Linked DNA regions of Homo sapiens: region 2 is linked to region 1. The links are chromatin loops, found by intact Hi-C in ENCODE. Cell type or tissue: PC-3. All regions are shown on one strand. Each heading gives the region's core, and the rest is flanking DNA. Links, peaks and the distances in the headings are about the cores only.

Region 1 (8,396 bases), core at 1,995-5,994:
TTAATGATATGCTAGTGGATATGGTAAGAAAAATGTGTATTTTTGTGCATTGAAATAGGATTTGAAGAAATATTTTCCAAGTCCAAATGCAACTAAAGAATGTATTAGGGGCCGGGCGCAGTGGCTCATGCCTGTGATCCTAGCACTTTGGGAGGCTGAGGTGGATGGATCACTTGAGGTCAGGAGTTCAAGACCAGCCTGGCCAACATGGTGAAACCCCATCTCTACTAAAAAGACAAAAAAATTAGCCGGGCGTGGTGGTGGATGCCTGTAATCCCAGCTACCCAGGAGGCTGAGGCAGGAGAATTGCTTGAACCTGGGAGGCAGAGGTTGCAGTGAGCTAAGATCACGCCACTGAACTCTGTACTCTAGCCTGGACAACAGAGTGAGACTCCATCTTAAAAAAAAAAAAAAGACTGTATTAGGAATCAGTTTATTACTATTTCCTGAATTGAAGCATTTGGCTGTCAGCTTTTTTAGGGTTCACTGAATTAACTTCTGAGTGCTTATAGTAGTGAGCCATCACTAATAAGGTAAAGAGACACTGGTAAAATATTGTGGTAGAAAACGATCATTGTTATTATTAATTAAAATATGTTTACATTTTATTAAACATTTTAATATATTTTCTATTAATTTACCTGAATTTAGTGGTCCACATATATGTTAAATAGTTGTTATAGCCATAGATCCTTTAATGAACTTTTTAATAAAAGTTTGATAAGAAATAGGAGTTTAATAAACACAGACTTCCAGCTTTTTGGGAATCTCAGTAAAGAGAAATAATTTTTTTTGTTTGTTTGATTTTTGTTTTTTGAGACAGAGTCTCACTCTGTCACCCAGGCTGGAGTGCAGTGGCGCGATCTCAGCTCACAACTTCCGCCTCCCGGGTTCAAGCCATTCTCCTGCCTCACCCTCCCGAGTAGCTGGGACTACAGGTGCCCGCCACCACACCTGGCTAATTTTTTGTATTTTTAGTAGAGACGGGGTTTCACTGTGTTAGCCAGGATGGTATCCATCTCCTGACCTCGTGATCCGCCCACCTCGGCTGGGATTACAGGCGTGAGCCACCACACCCGGCCCAAATTTTTTTAAAAAAGAGTTAAAAGGTCATAGTTTCTCTTCAGAAAGACCTGCGTTCAGTTCCTGATTTGAGCATTTACCCACTAACAACATGTGTGACCTGGGTAGGATATTTAACTTTTCTAAGATTGTTTCTTTATTTTTAAATGGAGATAATACTATCTTAGTCTGTTGTGTGCTGCTATAACACAGTACCAAAGACTGGGTAATTTTTAATGAACAAAAATATATTGCTTATGGGTTTGGAGGCTGGGAAGTCCCAAGATGAAGGGGCTGGCATTTGATAGGACCTTCTTGCCCCATCATCCCATGGCAGAAGAGCAAAGAGAGGACAAGAGAGAGAGAGCAATAGGAGGCTGAACTTGTCCTTAGATGAAGAACCCACTTCTGTGATAATGGCATTAATGAAATAGAGCCCTCCTGGCCTCATCACATCTTAAAGGTCCCACTTCTGAACGTTGTTGCATTGGGGATTAAGTTTCTAACATGTGCTTTTTGGGGGACACATTCAAACTATAGCACCACATATCTCATAGAATTGTTTGAGTATTAAATGAGATAAAGAAAAATACTTAGCATACTATATTGGGGAAATTATACTCAGTAAAATGTATATTAATATCAACGCATATAATATCAATATTTTGTTCTTTTATGTTACATGGATGGGGACTACAACTGATCACTCTGATCCAGATTAAATTTGATCTCAGATTACCTTTGATCTGCATAGTACCAAAATATTTATTTATATCACACATATTTATTAAAAACAGTATTATTTATAGATAACAATAAATTGGTGAATTACACTGAGATCACATAATAGGCTTGAAGTTAACTAAAGCCTGCAGGTCTTGTTCATTTCACCTGCTGCCAGGCTCTGTTGAGAGGATTTCTGAACCTAAATGCAGAGCCTTACCTGTGTAGATTCATTTTGTTTTCAACCCAGTGTTCAGTTGTTTGGTATAATTCTGAGTTCTGTCACTGTGAGATCATCATTACTATTTATGTTGATATAGTATACATCATCTACTGGTTGGATATCATGGATTTTGTTTGATATCTAAATTGGAGAACTATTTATTAAATTGTACAGCTGTATATAGATGACTTTAGAAGTCTTGTCCATTATTTTTTCAAACCTGTATTCATGATCAGGCATGGTAGCTCATGCCTGTAATCTCAACACTTTGGGAGGCTGAAGTGGGAGGATTGCTTGAGGCCATGAGTTCAAGACCAGCCTGGGCAACATAGCGAGACTTCATCTCTACTAAAAAAACGGAAAAAAAATTAGACAAGTATGGTGGTGCCCACTAGTTTCAGTACTCAGGAGGCTGAGGCAGAAGGGCCACTTGAGCCAGGGAGGTTGAGGCTGCAGTGAGCTGTGATCATGCTACTGCACTCCAGCCTGGGCAACAGAACAAGACCCTGTTTCAGAAAAATAAACAAAATCTCTATTCATGTCCCATTTTTGGTTATGATATCAATTTGGGGGGTTGTAACTTACATTAAAAATAATGAAATAGACTAGAAAATATTAGGCACATTATGTCATAAGAGCATTCTGTTTTATGAAACTTTTGTTTTAGTTACATACACCAAACACATACATGTTAGTTGCACTGGATCATTTTTCTTACTATTAATATGAGGGACTGCCAGAAAGTTTGAATGTCACTGATTTCGTCCACTTATTAGATGAGGAAATAGGTCCAGTGAGATTAAACCACTTGCCCTAGGCCATATCTGTGCTTACAGTGTCTTAATATAAAACGTGATTGATTAGATTCCAAATCCTTTTAGCTTTTTTGTATAATTGAAAATAATTATGAAATCATCAAGAGCTGTATGGGTACAGAAAGCCTCATGATAGGCTCATTGGTATTAGAATCCTTATTCCAGGTTAGAATTTATTCATTCAACAATACTTTATTGGCTACAATTCATCCAGTTAAAAATCTTATCAACATTCAGAATTTTCTGTCTTCGCAAAAAGCATCATTTACTTTGCCATATACTATTGTCATATGTTATTGCCAGTCTAATAATCAGAAAGTGAAAAGAGGTTATCTTGACATGACCTTATTAGTAATTCAGTTTTTTATTTTAGAACAAGCTCTGTTTTCTAAGTACTTCTAAACTTTGTTTAATAACCCTTTATGTTACCTTCCTGAGGAAAGTAAGCACACTTACTGGCTTGTAAGGAATTTTCCCCACTGATAGCCACCTTTAAAAATCCAACTTGTTTTTTCATCTCCAGTCCTGTAACTATTTTCTCAACTTGAGCTCATTCATTGTGTCTGTGGTGTTCTGTTACTCTTGCCAAGAGGTTTATCTTGGACTTTTGTTCTCTCTTTAGGTTTGTACACTCCTATTTAAAGTTTCTTATTGAAGCGTGTGAGTGTGTGTGTGTGCATCTGTGTCTGTGTGTATGTATTTACCAGGTGCTAGTGGAAGAGGACGTTCTGCATTCTCTCTGTCATTTATTAATATTATATTATTCTGAGTTATAGGCTTGTATTCTCTTTGTTAATTTTCTTGCCATGAGCATGAATTTTAAAAGGAGTTATATTCTCATCTTTAACTTTTTTTTAAACTTCAGTTTGAATATTCCTGACACTTTATATATTTGTTTGTTTTTTTATTTTTGAGACAGGGCCTTGCTCTGTTGCCCAGGCTGGAGTGCAGTGGTGTGATCATGGCTTACTACAGCCTCAAACTCCTGGGCTCAAGTGGCCTCAGCCTCCTGAGTAACTGGGACCACAGGCACATGCCACCATGCCCAGCTAATTTTTTTTGTTGTTTTTTTGGAGAGACGGCGTCTCACTTTGTTGCCCAGGCTGGTCTTGAACTCCTGGCCTCAATCAGTTCTCTTGACTCAGCCTTCCAAAGTGTTGCAGTTACAGGTGTGAGCCACCAGTCCTAACCTTAATTAACTCATTCTTATTTTTTCATTTATTTATTCATTCTTATAGAGACAGGGTCTTGCTCTGTCACCCAGGCTGGAGTACAGTGGCATGATGATAGTCCACTGTGGCCCCCAGCTCCTGGACTCAGGTGATCCTCCCACCTCAGCCTCCCAAGTAGCTAGGAGTACAGGCACATACCACCACGCCCAGCTAAGCTGAAACTTTTCTTAAAGGCTTTTGTTTGTTTTTGCAGTTTTACTCAATTATATGCCAGTCCTCTCATCTTTGAAATGTGGGTTTGTGAGAAAACTTTGGAGAGAAAGAAAGAGGCATTCTTCTATTCCCTCACTCCTGATGTTAGATTCCGCTCGTTTTACTCATTCACGAGTGGGTAGGCAGGGCTTTCTTTTTAAATTCCTGTGCCATATTGCCTCCTGATTTGCCAACCCATTATTTGCTGATTATTATTTATGCCTATTAAGTGACAGGCACTCCATAAATCTTTCTACTTGGCATTTATTGGGCTTTCTTTATACCATTTTCATTGTTTAGTCAGTGTAGATTTTTCAATCTTGTTAACAAAAGTATGACTAAGTATTGTACAATACTTACTGCAGTATATTATGGTGCTTATGTAACTATTTGCTCTTCTGTATTGTAAGTACTTAGGAGGCATCTAATGCAGTGACTTCATTTTCTCTTAATTTTTTCTTTTTTTTATTGTTACATGATAGCTTTACATATTTCTTACATACTAGACAATCATCTGTAATCACTTTACTTCTGCCTAAAATATATCATTTAGAATTTTTTTTAGTGACATCTTTTGGAGACAAACTCTTTTATCTTTTATCAAAATGTCTATATGTTTGTCTTAATTCTTGAAAGATATCTTCATGAATATAGAATTTTAGGTTTCTGGGTTTGTTACCAGTTTATTGAAAATATTCTGTTGTCTTCTGGTTACCTTTATTGCTGTTGGAAACTGTTTCTCCTTTGAATGTAATTTGTCATCTACTCCTATCCTCTAGCTGCTTTGAAGATTTTTCTCATTTTTTGAAAGATTATTTGTGGGAACTTCCTGAGGCCTTTTATAAGGTTGTCTTCCTCTAGAACAATCTTTTGGCTTCCCTGGGCCACATTGGAAGAATTGTCATAGGCTACACATAAAATATACTAACATTAATGATAGCTGATGAGCTTAAAAAAAAAAAAGTCTGTGCTTAAATCTCATAATGTTTTGAGAAAGTTTACAAAATTGTGTTGGGCCACATTCAAAGCTGACCTGGGCCACATGCAGCCCGCAGGCCACAGGTTGGGCAAGCTTGCTCTAGAATTTGAACTTACTTCTTAATGGCATTAGAGTCATTACCACTGCAGGGCACTTTAAATTTATTGTTTGAGATTTCTTGTGCCCCTCTGATGAAAATCCACCTAAGGGCTGGCCAGTGCTTACAGCCTATAAATTCTTTACTTTTTATTTATATTTTCCATCTTTTTCTGCTGAGTGCCAAGGCAACCTCACAAAAGGTGTGGAGGAGGATTTTGTTTCTGGTTCACGTCTTCCCTAACGATGTCTAGCCTTTTGGCATCTTGGCTTAATGTTTTGGAGTATCTTAGACTCTCTGTCTTGAGCTGGTTCTAGGCTTTAATTTCTGTCCTTGTACCGTGAGGCTGTCAAAACCACTATTAAGGTTCTCTGGGATTATTAGCAAATGTTCTTAGGGCAAAAACTAATTATATGTTCGACTTAGCTTTTGGTTTGGGAATTCCTTATTGTCTTGCCAACTCTTTAGGGAGATATTTTATATATCTTAACCAGTATTTTTGTTTGTTTAGACCAATTAGATTGATCTAAATAACCTAAGCTGTTACTTGAAATTGAAACCCATTTAGCTTTATTCTTGTTTGATATAAATATATGTAGTATCTATGGTTATTTTGCCCTTTTCTTTCATTCTTTTTTTTTTTGAGACAGGGTCTTGCTCTGTCTCCTACACTCAAGCCATTCTCCTGCCTCAGTCTCCCAAAGTGCTGGGATTACAGGTGTGAGCAATTACACCCAAACCTTTTCATTTTTGATATTGCTTATTTGTGTCTCCTACCTTTTGTCCTGATACATTTCATCAGAGGTTGGTTAGTTTTATTGTCTTTTCAGACAACCAACTTTATTTGCCTTCACTATGGTAGGTTTGTTTTTTATTTCAGAATGTGTTAATTTTATTTCTTTGTTCTGCTTTTTTTTACGCTAACTTATTGAAATGGAGTTAGCCTATTGAATACCCTATTTAGCCTATTCAATTTAATAGGCTGAATTCTTAGGCTATTTTTAGCCTTTCCTTTTTATCTGATACAATTATTTAGGTGTGTAAATATCCCTCTAATTGCTACTGTAGTTTTATTCCACATTCTCTTTAATGTGGTATTTTCATTATTCAGTTCAAAATATTTTCTAAATTTTGTTATGATTTTTTTCTTTGGTCTGTGAATTATTTAGAATTATATCCTTTGTTACTTATAATATTTATTATATTCCAAACATGCAAAGTTTTCTAATTGTCTTTTCAGTATTAATTTTTAGCATAAATACGTCAAGGTCAGAGACTATGCTGTAAATAATTTCAGTTCTTTGAAATTTATATAGACTTTTTTTTAAATGGTCCAATATATGCTGAATTTTTAAAAATGTTCCATGTGTATACTGCTGTCTTCATTGTTATTAGACGGGATATTCTTTGTTTTTCCATTAGGTCAAGGTTGTTAATAAGTTGTCCAAATCTTCTGTACTCATTTTTGGTCTGCTTATCTCAATTATTATCAGAAGAATGTTAAAATCCCCACAGTTTAATCATAGATCTGTCTTTATTTGAAGCTCTGTCATTTTTACTTTATACAATTTGAAATGCTAAAATTAAATATATGTTCTCCTGGTGAAGTGAAGGCTTTTGTTCTTATCATTACGAGGTGTGGAGAAATGTGTAAAATATGTATATATTTAGATGATTATTAACCTGGTTAAAGTCATTATGAACGTGACTTTATAGTATATTTCTTTACAGTTCATTATGTTTATAATTAATATAGCTATGGCAGCTTTCTTTGGTATGTTTATAGTCAACTTTTTTGTATCCCTTTTTTTTTTTTTCAAACTTTCTGGAGTCTTTTAGATGTCTCTTGTAAATAGCATATATTAACTTTTGTTTATTTAGTCTGATAGTTTTTAATTAATTGAAGCCTTTCGTTAGTCTGTTTACATTTGTTATAATTACCAAAGTATTTGGATTTATTGTCATATTATTTTGTGTTTTCTTTTTGTCCTTCCTGTTCTATTTTTTAATATTCTTTTAAATTCTGTTGTTTTAAATTTCATTAATTTCTTTCTAATAACTAGATTTATTAATTTATCAGACTTAATAAATTTATTAATTAATAAAATAATTACACATTATTTTAGCTATTCTTTTAGTGTTTACTCTAGAAATTACCAGAAGCACATTGGTTAATGTCTAAAGTTAATCAATAATTTTGTCTATTTATTAGATAATTCAAGGCCCTTGAAACGCAAACTCTAATTACCTTTCTTCTGATTTATATATTCTAATTCTGGTCATTTCTCTGTTTTTGTTTTTAAAAACCAAAATATATTATTCTTGTTTTATAAGGCCAGTATTCATTTACCCACATATCTACTATTTACAATGTTCTTTATTCTTCCTAGCATCTCAGCTCTTCCATTGGGGAACATTTTTCTTTTATCTCAGATGTATCTTTTAGAATTCTCTATAGAAAAAGACTGGTGATGGTAAACTCTCTTAGGTTTGTTTGAAGATACTGGCCTTGTTTACACTGGATATAGAATTCTAGGTTGACAGTGATTTTCTCTGAGCCTGTTGGGGATGTAGTTATAGTCAGCTGCCACTCCCACTCATACTTTTTTTGGGGGTAATATCTTGTTTCTTTTTGTCTAATTTTAAATATTCTCTTTCTCTGACATGTTCTGAAGTTTTTCGATGATGAATCTCCGTCTGAGTTTCTTTGTATTTACTTCTCTTGGATTTACAGTGCTCCTTGAAACCTGTCTGTTGCTATCTTTCATCAGCTTTGAAAGTTTTTCAGCTGTTACTTTTTCAGATCTTGCTTTGCCTTGCTTTATTTTCTCTTTTTGGAAATACATTTGTAGCCGGCCACCGTGGCTTATGCCTGTAATCCCAGCACTTTGGGAGGCCGAGGCAGGCAAATCACCTGAGGTTGGAAGTTCGAGATCAGCCTGACCAACATGGAGAAACCCCCTCTCTACTAAAAATACAAAAAATTTGTCGGGTGTGGTGGCACATGCCTGTAATCCCAGCTACTCAGGAGGCTGAGGCAGGAGAATTGCTTGAACCCGGGAGGCAGAGGTTA
Region 2 (5,927 bases), core at 1,928-5,927, 69 kb after region 1:
GTCCAGAGACAGAGCACTAATTAGGTAAATATTTTAGAGCTGTATTTCTTGCTTTAGAAGAGTATATAATTAACATAAATTAAGATAATTTCAAAAATGGAGCAAATCTCTATTTTCAAACCAGAAAATCTTGAGGCATTAATTTTTAAGCAATTTTTACAAACTCAGTTAATTTTTGGTCAAGAGACATGCATCTGTACTGGAGAAATTGTTGCACCAGTTTTATATTCATCTGAACCAATGCTCTTTAAATTAGAGATGTTTATGATTTTGTGGTCAAGTTTTTTCTTAGAAAAAGACAACTTTTTTATTTCCTTACTATGTAACTATGAGTCTAAAACAATTAAAGTGGCCTGTTTATTTTAGTGACATTAATATAATCTTTTTATGAACTTTCCCCTAAATCTTTGCCTCTTAAATGTTGATAAATTTCTTTTATCTGTTATGATGCTTCTAAAATCTAAATTATTTCCAATTTGGGAATAGTTCAAAATTTTTTAAAATGCTGGCCCTTATTAGAAGTATCAGAAAGCCTTGCCTGCATTCAATTTAATTGGATTTGGGATGTCATTTTGTGATTTAAATTAATATGAAAAATATTTATACGTTGGATTTGCCAGTTTTTAAAAATTTTCTGTTTCTTCAGTTTCTAACACTGTTTACATTTTTTATTGCTTAGTTTTTTTATGTCAACCTAATTAGACTATAAGTATCTTGAAGATAAGGTCAATAAACACTCATCACATTTTTGTCATTGAATTATTTGCAATCAAGCTTTACCTAGTTTTTTTTTCCCCCTTAAATCACAGAAAACATTCAGGAGGAATACTGTTGCAGCTGAAATTGGTGGGGAGTTCAATACTTTTCAATTAAGTTATTTAAAAATATTCTTCATTGATGGAAAGCAGTTACATATTGAAATATGTTGTTTCTAATGACATTTCTGTGGTTTTTAACTTTTTAATGAATTTCACAGAGGACAATTGGTAATTTGTATATAAAGAACTTGGCAAGAGAATTTGCTTAATGTAAATATAAACAGTCACAATTAGTATAGACCCATCGATATATTTTTGATAATTTTTCATGTATGGTAAAGTTAAAATGACAAATTGATATTCTGATATAAAACTCAAAGTTTTGAAGTCAGTGGGAAAAAAGGAGGTTTTTAGACTTTCTTAAAAGACGTTAAAATTTTAGGACAGAATTTTCTTGATGTTGTTTGATCTAACTTTGCACTCTTTGATAATAATGTTTTAGATAATGTGCGTAATCCAAATTGGTATTGTAGCCTCTGTTAACACAGACAGTATATGTTTTAAACTTTGATGTAAACCTTTTTAGACCCAAACTTGTGGAAGTATCATGTGTTAAGTTCTCTGTCTCTGTTTCTTTGTTCATTTATTACTAAAATGAACTTGTTATTAAAGTATATGCAAATATGAAATCTTGTGTACGTGTTTTTTTTTCTTTTTTGGTAAGGGAGAGAGTATTGCTGTATGATATATGATTACAAATTACAAAGAGATTCTATAAACCACATCATCATTTTGAAGGAACAGCTACCATATGTTTAGTTAAACAGTGTTTTTCAAAATTATATGCAAGAAAGAGGTAAAACTAAAGGGACTTTTTTCAAGTAATGGCATTTGTAACCATAAATCAGGCAGTATGGGCTAGCAATCAATAGAGTGAGCTCTCGAGTCAAATGCCCATTTCTGCCATTCATTAGCTTTGAGGTCTTGAGCAAGTTTAACCTTCTATGTCTTCTTTCTTCTTATCTATAAAATAGGGATGAGGGTAGTATCTGCTTTATAGTTCAGTTCCATGTAAAATACTTATGAGCTGGCATGTGATAGGGTACTCAGTGTTAGCCACAGGGCTGCCATGCTGTGTCACCCCCTGTCGTGTACAGTGCACAGTCTGCATAGCTGTATGCCACAGCTCTGGTTAGCTGCCATTATTTTTATTAGTATTGTTATTATCCCTTTAGTGTTCTCTAGTAGGTTAGTTCTTGCCATTCTGAATTATAACCAGTGGCTTTTCATTTTCCCATCATTAATCATGATAGATATTTAGTATGATAATTTAAAGATAACTGAAGATAAAAGTTGAGTAAAAATACAGAAACGATAACATTTTAGATGATATGCATTTTTAAAAATATCCTGGATAGTGAATTAACAATGATCAATAAATTCCATTACTGAGGCTAGGTGTGGTGGCTCACGCCTATAATCCCAGCACTTTTGGAGGCTGAGGTGGGAGGATCACTGAAGCCCAGGAGGTCAAGGCTGCAGTGAGCTATGATTGTGCCACTGTACTCCAGCCTGGGTGGACAGATCAAGACCTCATCTGAGCTGGGTGTGGTGGCTCATTGCCTGTAATCCCAGCACTTTGTGGGGTTGAGGCGGGAGGATCACTTAAAGCCAGGAGTTTGAGACCAGCCCTGGAGACTTAGCAAGACCCCATCTCTATTTTTAAAAAATCAATATAAAAATAAAAAAAAAGTAAAGAAGACCAGGCAGGGTGGCTCATGCCTATAATTCTAGCACTTTGGGAAACTGAAGTGAAGCAGGAGAATCACTTGAGGCATGAACCCAGGAGGCGGAGTTTGCAGTGAGCCGAGATCACATCACTGCACTCCAGCCTGGGCGACAGAGTGAGACTCTGTCTCAAAAAAAAAAAAATGATTAGCCTGAACAACATCTTGGGACCCCATCTCTACAAAAGGAAACAACAAAAATATTAGCCAGGTGTGGTGGTGTGCACTATGGTCCCAGCTACTTGGGAGGCTGAGGTGGGAGGATGGCTTGATCTAGGGGATTTGAGGCTGCAGTGAGCTATGATTGCACCACTGCACTCCAACCTGGATGACAGGGTGAGACCTTGTCTCGGGGATGGGGCGGCAGGTGGGAAATCCATTACCGAGAAAAAGAATAAGAAAAAATCCTGTGCTTTATCGTTCTTTTTTCACCACTGTTAAAGTGAAGTAATATTTTAATTGTTTTTTATGGTAAGTGTACCTCACATCCTACTCTTTGGACCTGGTTGTACAGTGCAGAGTTGAGAAATTCATAGACCTGAGATTTACCATCACCGTACAAGAGGTCATAGATTTCAGTTTTCTTGTTGTTATTTTGAGACAGAGTCTCACTCTGTCGCCCAGGCTGGAGTGCAGTGGCACGATCTCGGCTCACTGCGGCATCTGCCTCCTGGGTTCAAGCGATTCTCCTGCCTCAGCCTCCCGAGTAGTTGGGACTACAGGCGCGTGCCATCACGCCCGGCTAATTTTTTGTATTTTTTAGTAGAGACAGGGTTTCACCGTTAGCCAGAATGGTCGCGATCTCCTGACCTCATGATCCGCTGGCCTCGGCCTCCCAAAGTGCTGGGATTACAGGCATGAGCCACCGCGCACGGCCAAAGATTCAGTTTTAATGTGAATAAATAAACAGTAAAAGAACACTATCTCAGCATAAGCACTGGTATGCTATTTATAAATGTAAGAGGATTTTTTTTTTATTAGGGAGTTTTTTGGAAAGCTTTTTCAGTTTGGTGTAAATAGTGGTCAAAATGAATCACTGAAAGGGAAAGAAAAGGCATCAGTCATCATGCTCTACTTGAGCAGATACATGATGTTCGAATCAGTGTTCTCCCCTTAACTAGAAATCCTACTTGTGGTTAAGGGATTTAAGACATTTTACTCATTCAGCAAATACTTCTTCAATTCTTATTGCCAAAAACTGTACTGACAACTTGGGAAAATTATATTGAGAGAACCAGGGTTTTGAATGAACTGTACAAAGTCCTTATGTTTTTCATATTTGCTTAAAATAAATAAGTAAATTTGAGATATAAAAGTCTATCAGTATTTTTAATGCATCTCTTACATACTAGAAATTTCAGGATCTTCTCACAATTCAAATGTGTTTGTAATTTTCTTGTACATAATATGCATAATTGTAAGTTCTTTTCCCCTTTTCTTCATTCAAGGTTTTTTTTCTGATTATATGGTCCTAGAAATGCACTGTTTAAATATTTGGGCTGGAAAAAACTTTGAGTAGCATTTATTTAATACAGTTGGCATAGCTGATTTGTCAGTTTCAAGTTTTGATTACAATGCACGGGGTCATATGTATTGTAATTCCTTGCACAATTACGTGGAGCCCTAATACAAGCTTCCAGCACCCTGGTGCACATTTCTGCTCCCTCCCTCCTGACCAGTGATGGCAGCTTGCAGTTCTAAGTCCTGAGTTTACATTCCTTAACTTCCTTTTCTGTATCCTAATTTCCTTTTCCTAAGTGCAAATGACACACTTTGGTTAGTCTGGACCCCAAATCATTTTATTTCAGGAAAAAGTGTGCAATAAATCTATGCATAATAGAGTTTTTATATTCGGATAACTCAGGAGTTGCTGGACAAACACCCCCCAGCTGTACACATGAGTTGCTCAGATCATTCTAGAATATCCTAGAGATCAGAGGTGGGTGATCTTGAGGAGCCAGGATTCTTGCTGCTACTCAGTGGAGTTAAATGCACGTGTGAGCTCCTCTCAATATAGCCTGTTGAGCCTAAACTGCATAGTGAGACTAGACTCAAAGATTTAGTTAACATTTCCTGAGTTCCTACTGTGTGCCCAGCATTGTTGACAGAAAAAATAATCAGTAGCCTCAAGGAATTCACTCCACAGGGTGCGAGGGCAGTCTGTATGCCAGTGCCACCGACGGCAGAACTGTGCACAGTGTGCTACGAACACCTGACAGCAGACACCTCCAGCTGGGAAAACCAGTTTTCCTGACTCCAACTCCACACAAACAGAATCACCAGGCCCAGCTCAGGGCACCCTGTCCTCGATAACACTTAACTAGGTGTGATTAGTCACGTTATTAGTTGTTGATATCTCTGCCCTCCACTAGAATGTAAGCTCCATAAGGACAGGGAATGTGTTTTATTCCCCCTCTATTTTCTCATTGCTGTTTCAATATGCTTGGCACTTAGCAGGCCTGCCATAAATACTTGTTTTTTGGATGGATAAATGTGAAAATAAATGAGAGAGACATTCAGCCTGGCTTTAAGGAGAAATTAACGTGTTTAGTGTATGAGGTTGGGCATCACCGGTAATAATTAGAATGGAAACCACTTGGCAGTTTATCAGAAAAGGGGAGTATTTAGGTGAAGGTGGCAAGGAGGGAGAGAAAGGAGAATGGCTTTTAAAGACAGTCGCTAACTGCTGGGGTAGGGTGGGGGCGGGGAAGAGTTCAGATGTGTTTCAAAGAACTTTGGGGGTTTTTTAAACATTTCTTTTGTAAGTTGGTTCTTTACCTAACTGAATTATTTTGGGAACAGTGATTGGCTCTATCTTAAAGATATAGCGGTTTCTGTTACTTCTTTTTTTTCTTATATTTTCTAAGCGTCAAAGCTACTGGAACTCCGCTTCCTAAAATGCTGGGAAGGAAAGGGTGTGAAAATGCCAGATGCCCCCGCCAGCACAGGCTGGGCTGCCTGGAAAGCCGATTCCCACTCCGACTCGCCCTCGTGGTGCGGGGAGGGACGCGTAGTTGTGTCCCGCGCTCTGACTGGCTGCGTTGGGACGCGGGGGCGTGTCTTGGGGGGGCGGGGGTTGGCGGTCATCTCCCGAGCCCTGATTGGCCATGGGCGAAGGGACTGATGGCCTGGTTGGCGCTGCTGAGAACTGTCGGGAGCTTCTTGAGACCGAGGACCGAAATCCCGGCTCCAGGCCTCGGGGACTGCGGACTGTGGGGAGGCTGGCCGGAGAGAGAGGGAAGGACGGGGCCTGGCCCCCGGGACTCCCTGTGCCTTGCTTGGAGCTGACGCCGACGGGTGAGTCGCCCCCTTCCTCTGCTCCTGGGCGTGTTCCTCACCAGCGGCGCCGCAGCGGTCAGGGCCCGCAAAACCCCACGCCTCG

What was found. A loop is a pair of places that touch in the nucleus more often than their neighbours do. Peaks named below come from ENCODE experiments on the same cell type or tissue, not always from the same donor. Only the 100,000 strongest peaks of a DNase experiment are listed, where the experiment ranks them.
Region 2: a loop joins it to region 1, with 10 times the contacts of the local background. A loop is called at or near these places in 2 of 110 quality-filtered maps.

Annotation. Positions count from the first base shown.
Region 1 is chr12:107,053,395-107,061,790 of GRCh38, reverse strand. All of the region lies in intron 1 of CRY1 (cryptochrome circadian regulator 1), which reads left to right. Among named protein-coding and RNA genes, the nearest start is that of CRY1, 36 kb to the left of the region's middle. In PC-3, for the core only: no CTCF peak of the experiment used is centred there; a DNase peak (open chromatin) is centred at 4,420; H3K27ac peaks cover 1,221 bases.
Region 2 is chr12:106,986,884-106,992,810 of GRCh38, reverse strand. It overlaps MTERF2 (mitochondrial transcription termination factor 2), which reads left to right and starts at 5,665. Exons shown (of 3, transcript NM_001033050.3): 1 at 5,665-5,842. CRY1 (cryptochrome circadian regulator 1) reads left to right here. Exons shown (of 13, transcript NM_004075.5): 12 at 1-24; 13 at 810-1,447. The coding sequence ends at 24. In PC-3, for the core only: no CTCF peak of the experiment used is centred there; DNase peaks (open chromatin) are centred at 3,630 and 5,640; H3K4me3 peaks cover 917 bases; H3K27ac peaks cover 1,154 bases.